Regions from separate parts of the Mus musculus genome. Here region 1 is linked to region 2. A link is a contact called in ENCODE POLR2A ChIA-PET data. All regions are on one chromosome and are shown on one strand. The core of a region is the stretch at or near the end of the contact, and the rest is flanking DNA. Distances in the headings are between cores, read along the strand shown. Region 1 holds the start of H1f10 (H1.10 linker histone). Region 2 holds the start of Rab7 (RAB7, member RAS oncogene family).

What was found. ChIA-PET counts read pairs that join two places held with the same protein, here RNA polymerase II (POLR2A).
Region 1: POLR2A ChIA-PET joins it to region 2 with 12 read pairs in embryonic stem cell. The contact joins the promoter of H1f10 here to the promoter of Rab7 in region 2. POLR2A ChIA-PET finds 5 or more read pairs at or near these places in 4 of 5 experiments (Patski and embryonic stem cell).

Annotation. Positions count from the first base shown.
Region 1 is chr6:87,978,812-87,984,843 of GRCm38, reverse strand. H1f10 (H1.10 linker histone) reads left to right here and starts at 3,362. Exons shown (of 1, transcript NM_198622.1): 1 at 3,362-4,423. The coding sequence starts at 3,488. The coding sequence ends at 4,054. It overlaps Gm5577 (predicted gene 5577), which reads right to left and starts at 3,161. Exons shown (of 2, transcript NR_026990.1): 1 at 2,960-3,161; 2 at 664-1,884.
Region 2 is chr6:88,041,642-88,047,155 of GRCm38, reverse strand. Rab7 (RAB7, member RAS oncogene family) reads left to right here and starts at 1,886. Exons shown (of 6, transcript NM_009005.3): 1 at 1,886-2,083.

The DNA.
Region 1 (6,032 bases), core at 2,113-4,612, 64 kb after region 2:
TTCTGCATCAAAGCAGCAAATGAGTTGTGCCTGAATAGAGGCCCCTAAAAAAGTATGGGAACTCTAAGTGTGACAGTGTGGCTGTGGCTCTGTCCCTTCACCACTGAGAAAAGGATATATAATACACAGTTCCAAGACAGTTCCATGGGTGGTGAAGGAGTGGGAAGGAGGGGGAAGAAAAGGAAAGAGGGAAAAAGAGGAGGAGGGAAAAGGAGACGAGATGGGGGCTGTCAACAGTGGCAAGGTGCCTGCTGCTCAGGCAGGAGGATGGGAGTATAGATCCCTGGGCCAGCTGGGCTTGTCTATGCACAGCCATAACTCCAGCAGTGCCAGGTACAGCCATAACTCCAGCAGTGCCAGGCAGACACCTGCAGATTCCCGGGCTTGCTGGCCATCCAGGCTCACTGGATTGGGGAGCCAAGGTTTCAGTGGGAGACCTAATTTGGGAAAATAAGGTGCAGAGTGACTGAGAAAGACACCCAAGCCCCATGGCAACAATTGCTCTACATGTGGTTGCACGCGAGCCACATACACACACACACACACACACACACACACACACACACACACACACACTTTACAATGACTTTCCAAGTTATAGTCCTCAGAGAATATAATTTACAATATAGTTTAAAGATTAAGCAAAGCTTAAAGTATAACTTTAATTCTTTCAAACGCCTATTTTTAATGATGGTTCTTAAACACTTTAACATTCCTTGTAGCCCACCACCCACCAGAGGTAGTGGAAAAGAAAGGATACAGGGGAAGTGGACCTGCTTAGAAAGGTTCTTTGGAGCAACTCCCATCTGTGTTGTCTGGAAATCGGCAGCTCGATCCACTCGAAAACACCTCACGGACACACCAGCAGTCCAGCTCAGTAGTTGGGATAGCAAACACCAATCAGCAGCAGTGGTACTACCTAGCAGAGACAGCCAGGCCTTGGCCTTGGCTGGAGTCAGCAGGAGGGACCAAGGAGAAATGGCCAGGAAGTTCTTGGCTGTGCCCCTCTCAGGGAAGAGAAGATCAGGTCAGCCTCTGCCACTGTCCATCGAGTCCTAGTTATATTCTATTTATACATCCAAACATCACATCTCACCCATAGGTCTTGCCTCAGCACCTATCTGTCTCAGCTGACATCACTCTGCGCATGAGCCCTAGTCTGCGGATGTGGCAAGAAGCCGCAGCACACCACCACAAGTTTTGTTGTTGTGTTTTTCTATGGAGTCCAACAAACGCAGTGCAACTCCACAGTGTAACTCGGACCAATGCATGCGTGTCGTTAGCAAAGACTCCCTCATCACGTGTCCTTTCATGTGCTTGGTTGAGCAGAACATCCTTTTCCTGTGTCCACTTCAGCTAAACGTTCCTTCACGTTTGCAAACCCCATTCAACCAAAGAACTCTTTAAGTTTCCACGTCATTAAAGTGCAAGCAAAGATTAAAAGTTTAGTGAAATATATGCACTAGCTCACTTTTTAAAATCTTAAATTTTCCTTTTGTGAATGAAATAATGTTTTTATGGGATGCAGTCTTAGATGTTAGGGAAGGGCTAATAAGGTAACAACTCGATGTTCTAAGCATTCTTGCGTAATTAATTACAGTTCATTTGATGTTTACATGCCTTAGGAAAAAACAGCATCTCTGTGGGTAATTTTGGGCTTATCGATTGTATTGAAGTTTCCTGACTCTTAACAAGAAAGACAAACTAGATTCTCACATTGCTTTGTCTGTCTTACCTCAGATTGACTGGACCAACAGACACCAGTCTGGTGAACAACATCTGTCCTGATTGAAGCTTCTGCCTGAGCCTGAGGGCAGCATGGCATTCCAGCACGCAGGGTACGCAGCAGCAGCAGCAGCAGCAGCAGCAGCGGGCTCCTGGTAGCTGGAGATAGGAGTGAGTGTCATCAGCCCACGGAAGGGGTTTAAAGAAAAAGAGGGTAGTGAGTCCAGGAGAGCCTGCACCCTATAGCCCGCTGTCCCTCAAAACTCACAGGCCCCTTGGCCCTCCTCCTGAGAACGAGTCACAAGAGGATGACTTGGGCTCTGGGCTCTGCTAAACCCTGGCCACTTCCTGACGATCCTTCCTTTGATGGGGATGAGGTCGTGGGGTGCGGGGAGGCTGGCACACCCACGAGTACTGAGTTTGAAAGGCTGAGAATCTGGGCCTTCTTGATCTACAGGCAGTCACTCCCTCTTTTCACCCAAGAGGCCAGGGAACTGCTTACCTATTGGAACAAAGCTGGCCTGGACGCTTTAGTGGTGTCTACTATGTCCTCCGCAGGCTGGCCATTGCCTGCACAGCCCTCTCTCCACCGTTGGACTACTTCCCAGGCTTTCAGGTCCTTCTCTGTACCACCACCTCCTTCAAGTCCTCCCGCACCAAGTGATGCAGTATTCGATCCCCCAAAGCCGGCAGGATCCTCAAAAGCCAAATCCCCTGCCACACCCTCTAAGGGAAATGCCTTAAGGGTAACCTTACACTTTTCCATCCTGGAGCCCCCATCTAATTCTGAGGGGTCCAGGGACGGCTACTTAAGCATCACAAAATGGGGTACTTGGGGCCAGAGAGTGGTGAGGAAGTGTCTAGGGAGAGGCCCTTGTGGTCGTGCCTGCACTGACTCATCTTTGAGATGCCAGGCGTGCAACCTCAGGGCAATTCCCTTCTGTTGGTTCCCCTTAGGATTCTGAGAAGACCCCCGCCCCAGCACGCTCTCGGGCTTTGCCTTGCTCCTGTCGGCCGCGTGAGGGCGTACCCTGTGTTAGTTGGGACAAATTAATGCCCTTCCTGCGGGCAGGGCTGTGGTCCCCTGGGCCCAGAACCAACTCAGGTGCCTGAGGAGCACTCTTGTCTGCCGCCTGCAAAGTTCTCGGTCTTGGGGTCTCGCCCGGGGCCCGTGCTAATCCTTTGCAAATCGAGCGCCCCCCTCCTCCATGCTCCTATAGCCTGGGGTACACACCTCTGAGCCGCTCCGCTGAGCCCGTCCTAGGCGCAGGCCGCCTCTGCGCAGCGCAGCGGGCTCGGATGCTGTCCAGGGCACACTGCTGAGGGTGCAGCCGCGCCCGGGAGCCGCGGGCGGAGGAGCCAGTGGCCGCGGAAGGCGCTCCAAGAAGCACAAGTTGGCGCTGGACTGGGCCCAGGCTGTTGTTGTTCTCAACGTGGTCCGCCACGGGGAAATAAAAGCGGAGCGGGGCGCGCTCTCCGCCAGAGCGTAGCGCGCACGCCCAGAGCTCCGGAGCCCGCGCAGTGCTGCCGCGCTCCCCGCAGGCTCCTCTCCGCATCCCACCCCCCCAGCCCCGCCGCGGCCGGCCCGGCCCCCGCCCGCACCTCAGCCCTGCCGCCTGGTCCCAGGCCCGGCCGCGGCCGCTCCCGCCTGGAGCCGCCGCGCGCCCCCAGTCCCCCGGCGCCGCCGCGGCCCCTCGCCTTCCTCTTCCCGGCGCGGCCCCCCGGCTACCGCGCGCCGCCTGCCGCCAACCCGCTGGCCACCATGTCGGTGGAGCTTGAGGAGGCCCTGCCGCCAACGAGCGCCGACGGGACGGCCCGCAAGACGGCCAAGGCCGGCGGCTCTGCGGCGCCCACGCAGCCCAAGAGAAGGAAGAACCGCAAGAAGAACCAGCCAGGCAAGTACAGCCAGCTGGTGGTGGAGACCATCCGCAAGCTGGGGGAGCGCGGCGGCTCGTCTCTGGCGCGCATCTACGCTGAGGCCAGGAAGGTGGCATGGTTCGACCAGCAGAACGGGCGCACCTACCTCAAGTACTCTATCCGGGCGCTGGTGCAGAACGATACGCTACTGCAGGTGAAGGGCACCGGCGCCAACGGATCCTTCAAGCTGAACCGCAAGAAGCTGGAGGGCGGCGCGGAGCGGCGCGGAGCTTCGGCGGCCAGCAGCCCCGCGCCCAAGGCGCGCACGGCGGCGGCGGACAGAACGCCCGCCAGGCCGCAGCCGGAGCGGCGCGCGCACAAGAGCAAGAAGGCGGCGGCTGCTGCCAGCGCGAAGAAAGTGAAGAAGGCGGCCAAACCCAGCGTGCCCAAGGTGCCCAAGGGCCGCAAGTGACGCCCCTACGGTCTGGCGACATCGTCGAGTTTTCCATCTGTCTCTATCCCTATCCGCCCCCCCCACCCTCGGTGTACCGGTTCCGTAGGGTTCCGCCTGGCCCAGGTCCCTGATCCCTGTCCCCTCCCCCGCCCCTCCCCCAGCGATGCTGCGTTCTGTTTGCTTTAGGTTTTTGAAACGGCCCTGGCGACGCCCCCATTGGCTCTCACCCTTGGCAACGGCCGTCGCCATGGTTACCGGCCCGGCGGCGCCAATGGCCTGGTGGCGCCTGCCTACTGTGCCCGCTGATGGCCACCAGGCGCTTGGGTTGTGTGGCGCCTTGCTCCGCCCGCTGCCTTCCTGGGGCGCAATAAACGGTTCCAACCTTGACCATTGTCGTTGTCTTGTGGGCGCTGGAGGCTGCTTGGGGTTCCTGCGGGGGAGTCGAGGGTCATTAAGACCAGCTAGACAACTAGCAGGCGCTGCCAGAGGTGGGACAGATGTGCCCAGAGACAGCTGCCCAGTGGAGAACTCTTGTAAAAGTGGGTTCCCAGTCTTGGGTTGCTGCAGTGTCCAGCATATAAAAGATAAAAGATTTCTACATGTTGGAAATTAAACCTCAGGATCTAGTGCAACATAATGGACAGTTTTACCAAATGGAAGACTAGGAAGGTTCTGAACAGTATGTACACATACAAGTAGGGTGAGATGGAACCCGAGTTAGGGGAGGGTTACATGGTGCTCTTTCCCTGTATCACCTTTTTGGGTCTTGGCAGTGTCTTGAGGGTGGGAAGGGACCAGTGTTTCTTGGCAGGTGTGATCATGAAGCAGACTGAGCTGCCCAAAGTGGGCATTTCACTGCCTCTTGGATGTCTGGTACCTGGCTGAAGTTGCCCTGCAAAGGGCATAGGCAGGTATCATGTTGAATTGGGGTGGACCACCCTCAAGCTGGTCAGTGAGGCAATGACTTCCAGACGGCTCAGTCCACAGGGTCATAACAGCTGGGCCTAAGAAACAGCCTTGCGCTGCTCCATGGATCTTTTTGAGGTTTCCTGAAGGCTAAGGGGTGGCTCTTCTCCAAGTGCTGGTGAAAGCCCTAACCTAACTCTTACCCTGCTAACCCACTGGAGGCTTTTCATGAGCTTCTGGGTGCCTTTCAGGTTATTATTCCTCGTCGTCTTTTCATAATTCCCGACTCTGTACCTGCCTTCCAGTGGTTTATCCCTCACATGCTGCTCTCTGGTTCATCCTTCTCTGTCACCCATCTCCCATTGGCTTCTTACTTCCACTCAGGCCTAGGCTTTCCTAGACACTGAAGGACCCAGGGCACTCGTCAATAGACATCTTATTTAGAATTTCCTTTTTTTTTTTTTTTTTTTTTTTTTTGGTTTTTTGAGACAGGGTTTCTTTGTGTAGCCCTGGCTGTCCTGGAACTCACTCTGTAGACCAGGCTGGCCTCGAACTCAGAAATCTGCCTGCCTCTGCCTCCCAAGTGCTGGGATTAAAGGCACCACAGCAGGATCTTATAGAGGCATTTTCTCTTGAGGTTTCCTCCTCTCAGATGACTCTAGCTTGTGTCAAGTTGACATAAAACTAGCCAGCCCATTGTAATTGTCCTTTTGGGGACCCAGCCCACCTCAATGTCAGGTTACAGGGAGAATACTGAACCTCTCCAGCCCCAGGGGTGGTTATGTGACCTAAGACCTGGCCAGTAAGATCTTAAGTCAGTTGTTATCTTAGCTGCTGTGGGGGGCTGGAGAGATGGCTCAGTGAAACAGACTGGTTCCTGCTGCCAGATCGTTCAATGCCGAGCGACTGGAGGACTTCTAAGGTGACTACTGAGAAACAGCTGTTCTTTCCTCTGGATCACTAAATGGTAGGAATATGAGGGCAGAGTTGGTAGTGGGAAAGGCTGCCTGAAAGGAATCAAGATTGGGGAGTTGGAGGCAGGAAATGGGCACATGTTCAAAGATTTCTGAATGGAGCTCATGGGCCTGAC
Region 2 (5,514 bases), core at 637-3,136:
TTGTTTGTTTGTTTTTTTGGTTTTTCCAGACAGAGTTTCTCTATATAACCCTGGCTGTCCTAGAACTCACTTTGTAGACCAGGCTAGCCTCGAACTCAGAAATCCGCCTGCCTCTGCCTCCCGAGTGCTGGGATTAAAGGTGTGCACCACCACACCAAGCTGTTTGTTTGTTTTGAGACAGGGTCTCTCTAAGTACCCCTGGCTGACCTTGAAATCACTTTGTTGACTAGACTGGCTTTGAACTCACAGAGATCTACCAGCCTCTGCCTGCTGAGTACTAGGATTAAAGACATGAGCCACCATACCTATCCACTTTCTATCTAGTTTTATCCACCCCCATACCCCCTTTTTTTTACTTGTATGAGTGATTTGCCTAAATGTGTATATAAAGACAACTTGTGCATGCAGTGCCCGTGGAGGTTAGAATAGGGCATTGGCTGCTCTGTGAGTTACTCTAGGGGAACTAAAGTCAGAAGAGATGAAAAGCAGACACAGTTCCTGTTGGGCCTCATAGTTGTCTCCCACTTTCCTCCTTGGGTCTAGTGTATCACTGCTCTTAGCCACATGCAGCTTTGCTTCCAAACTGCTGGTCTATCTGCCATGTGGAGGCTGATGCTATATCCAACATGAGGTAGAGAGACAGGGCCTGAACCAGCTTCCTGCATCCCTACAACTGTGGAAAGTCTGACTGGACCACCAGATTCATATGGGTCCTACTATCCGGTCAAATTTTAATAGATAACCCAGATAACTAGTTGCTGAAATTTGTACCCAGCAAGTATGTGTTTTTTTTTTCCCCAACAAGAACCAAGAACTGTCACATATACATCTTTGCACCCTACTTTGTCACTTCATATTTCTTGAAGATTTCACTTTGCATATGAATATACATAGACTTCCTTTGTTCATATCTTAGTTTCAAAGTATTCAGTCAAATGGCCAAGTAATAATTAACTAATGATTGAAACTGAGCAAACTCCTGTGTGTGTGTCTATTATATCAAATGGTGAGGATCTTGGCAGAAAGGTCTTGTTTTCCCCTATTCCTTAGGACCTACAAACCTTCTCTATTCCTTATATGCTAGAACATGTACTAGTGTTGTGGGGTATTCACCAGAAAAGACTACTCAGATATGGGTTTAAGCTAAGAAATGGCAGCTGGTTACTGCACTGGGTGTTCAATACCCCAGGACAACCTGAGTCTTTCTCAGGGTGAGCTTTTAAGCACACAAAAAAACATGTTCTGGGTTGACATACTTCAGTTAACAAGAACTGTCAGCCATAAACAGAACTACAGAAGCTAAAAAGCAAGGTTAGTACATTTTGAGACTTCCCCAGAAAGATATGGACTTTGATGGATTAGGCCTTTGTTTTAGTTTTGGTGGGCGTGACACTAAAATCAGCCTCATGTCTCTTCAGTTCAGCAACTCCTTAGCTCTCTTTCCATTTTCCTGAACCATCTGCCCTGCACAGGTAGCTCCTATTTCATCACTGGGTCTCCAACACTGGGGACACTGTAACTGATCATTTCCATCCACATTAGAGATTGTACCCAGTGGACTCAGAAGACCCTAGACTATACCCTGCCTGATACATGGCTGACTGACTAGCGTGTTCCAGAGGGGGACACTCTGGAAAGACCAAGTGACTCTCCCTCCTTTAGCTCTGTTTATAGGAGCGGGGTGGGATGAGGGGGGGGGACACCACTGCATTATCAGTTCTTGGCCCAATATGGTGCGCTCCAGCTTCTGCACAGCCTTCAAAGATGGCAGCCCCCATCTAGAAACGGCCATATTTAAGCCCCAGATGCCAGGCTAGGGCCTGACGCGACCGGAACGTGACGCAAGGTGGAGGTGGGGCTCCTCCCTCCAACCCTGGCGTCGGGCGTCTCGTGACAGACACTTCCGCTCGGGGCGGCGGCGGTGGCGGAAGTGGAAGCAAGGCCGGAGCTTTGACCATAAAGCCCAAGGCGGCGGCGTTGGCGGCGGTGTTTGGGGCCGGGCAGCTCCGAGGAGCCTGCTGGAGCCGGAATCGGACGTCTCTGTTGCGGCCTGCGTTGTGTCTCCTCCTCCGTTGACCCTGCGGTGAGCAGCGGGCCCCGGCCGCCCTTCCCCCGCCGCCGCTTGGGCCTCCGGGCCTGGCGTCCTCGGCGAGCCGAGCGCCGAGCTGGGCCGGGCCAGGCGGGGCGGCGCCCGGCGGGCGGAGGGCGATCGGCGATCGGTGGGTGGCGGGTACGGGATCCTCGGGCTGGGCGCGTCCCCACCGGCAACCTGCTGGGTGGGAAGAGCTACCGGCCGGCCGGCCACCGAGGCAGTGCTGCCAGGCGCGTCACATGCCCCGGCCCGCCGCCGGCACTGGGAGACAGGAGCTTTCAGGGTCCTGCAGGGTAAATCCCGTTTCCGAAGTTCCGGGAAGAAGGACCTCCCGAGTGCCTTTCAAATGGCCTGATGTCCTCCTGGCTCATAATCGTGCCGATGTTGAGAGTAAGGTTGTGAAGATTTGAGATTTCTCGGCTGCTGGGCTGCGTGGCAAGACCGCACAAATTGCCCTGTTCTCCCAACAGCCCCTCCGAAGCACCGAGGCAGTGCCTACTTACAGAGAAAGCGAAGAACAGAGAGGCTAAGGCACTCGACCAAGGTCACACCGCTGATAAATTTCAGAGTGAGAGGTTGAAACATAGGCAGCTAGACTACTTAGCACTTACTGGCCTCTGGCCTCTTGTACTTTAGATGCCCCCAAAGCCTGCCACCTGTTATCTGCCATCAGCACCCCCCTCCACCTCCTGTCTAGTGATGTCATTTGAGAGCCTCTTAGTCCTACCTTAAAGCCATGTTGTATTTGTACTTGTGACTTACAAGGCATATTACAAGGCATATAAGGTAGTGTAGTGTCATCAAACCAGAAGATCTTGAATTCTGGCAAGGTATGTATTGGATTTGAATAGGTTTCTTAGCCAGCTCTTTTCCTTGAGTCAGGTCTGGCATGCCTACTGTGTGCACCTTTCTACAAGAATTTCTACAACAACCTAACCTGTTGACTCTTCACCGTTGAAAATCTTGTGTTTTTGGTTTTCCAAAGAATAAACTCTTGTCTCTTTCTTGTGACTTCAGCAACTGATACCCACATGATTGAGTTAATAAAATCTCTTGTTGGCATATTTCTCTTCGATCTTGGTAATATTGGATCAGAATTGAGTGTAAGAACTGGAAAGTGAATTATAACTACTTCTGAAGCTGGCCAGACTAAAGTTTGGTGTCCTTGGTTGTCAATAGTTTAGTTTGCTACCCGGCCTGGTATACTTACGGGCTGTAAACCTATGTAATGAGTTTAGAAGAGGAATCGCTAAACGTGATTCCCTTTTTGTTGTATGATATTTTTGTCCTCCCTCGAGGGGAATTAGATGCCACTTCGTCCAGTGCACTGTCATGTGTGAGCAGAGGCTGGAGAAGACAAGTGGCTGGCACCTTCATTTGGGAGATGTTTTTCTTCCACATGTGTGTCAGGCATTACTGGGTCCTGACTCAGGGAAGAAGGCATGGCTGGGTTGTGTCCTCAGAGAATTGTAAAATGATGAGTCTCAGAGCCAGGAGCTGTTTAGGAAGGAATGACTCGGATGTAGAAAGAATCGGAGGCTTCTGCAAAAAGTAGTTTTTATTTTATTTTATTCCCTCAGGTGAATCAGATATCCAGATGTGTATTGTTCTGGCTAACTACTTGAAATATTTGCCAACTCTTTGTGTGTTGTGTATGCATGCACATGTGCATCTGTGTGGGCCTGAGGTGGGTATTGGGTGTCTTACTTTACTGCTCGCCTTTTTAATTTTTAATTATTTACTTTTTGAAGACAGGGTCTCTTCCCTGACCCTGGAGCCTATCCACTGCTAGCAGGCTAGCCAGTGAGTGCACGCATGCGCACACGTGCACACACGCATGCACACACGTGCACACACGCATGCACGTGCCCGAGGGTGTTGCAGATGCCTCTGAACCTACCCTTTTTCTTTTTCCTTCATTTTTGGGTTGTTTGTTTGTTTGTTTGTTTGTTTTTTTGGTTTTTCTAGACAGGGTTTCTCTGTGTAGTCCTGGCTGTCCTGGAACTCACTCTGTAGACCAGGCTGGCCTCGAACTCAGAAATCTGCCTGCCTCTCCTTTTCTTTTTCTTGATTTAAATGTGGGTCCTGGGATCTGTACTCAGGTCCTTACACTTGTCTGTCCGACAACTGAGCCAACCTCAGCCCCCATCTCTGTCAGCATTAGGTTTGCTCCTGTAAGAGAGGGCCATAGTCTGGTGATAGTCTGATCACCTCTTTTAAAGAGTAACCACCAGCACTAAACGTGATTCCCTTTTTGTTGTATGATATTTTTTGCCCTCTCTCAAAGGGAATTAGATGCCACTTCGTCCAGTGCACTGTCATGTGGGAGCAGAGGATGGGTTTTCCTTTTTAGCTGACAAGAAAGCTTACTGTCGCTCTGCTAGACTTAGTGATGCATGCTGGAGAAGCCCTGTGTCCTCTGCTTGCCATGGCTCTCTGGTTCCCTCCATTCAGGGGCCCAGGTTTTACACTGAAGGTAGAACCTCAGGAGTAAAGGAAGGAGGGTGGAACTGGCATGCGCTCTAAAAATAGCTTTATTAGTGAAGTCTTCCAGGTGACTGCTGACAACCACATGGTGACTTTCCTGGTTGCCTTCTTTTTTTTTTTTGGTGTCAGTTGTGGTTCATATTCAGAGATCCTAACCCTGTAAGAGCTGTCCTTGTACGAAAGGAGTTGTGAATCAGTTTCTGGCTCCACCACCAAATGAGGCAAGGAAGTTTGAGCATTGGCTATGCTGTTACTCTGTCTTCAGAGAGGTCTGCACTAGTAATACTTTTACATTTGTCAGTAACTTTCTATGAAAATGTGGTGTGAACCCAGATTCAAAGGTTCAGTCGTCATCTTCTGCATCTATCCTCCCTGGGGTCTGGCATCAGTCTTTAATTTTTTTCAATGATAAATCATCTAAGTTCTATCCAAGTTGGCAAATGTGGCTGAGATAGATGAGTTTCCCTGGGGAACTAGGAGGTGGCCTCCTAGTTTGAGCTGAACAGCAGCTCCTCTTTAGAAGAGTTCTGAAACTCCCTTATCTTTATGTCCTTCTTTCTGCACCTCTTGGTGTTGCTCTTCTCGTTGTGACCAAGACCCTTACCTGTGCTGGTCTGTGCTCTGCTCTGTGGTCTGGGTACTGCATTGTCCGCAGTTGCTGCAGACATTTTGCAGAATGTTTTCTTGCTTGTTATTTATCCTTACATTGTTCACCTTTTAGAGAACATTAAAGACTAGAGATCATGTGCATCTTTGTTTTAAAGTTGAAATAAAACACAAAACCAAAGCCTGGCTGTAAGCAGTGGTTGTGAGCAGTGATTGTAACCCAGAGGTGAATGTGACATGATAGTTTACATCAGAGCCGCCTTGAGGACTCTCCCTGACCAGTTTCCATTTTAGTAATGCAGACTGATTCCAATACCAAATTTAGAACA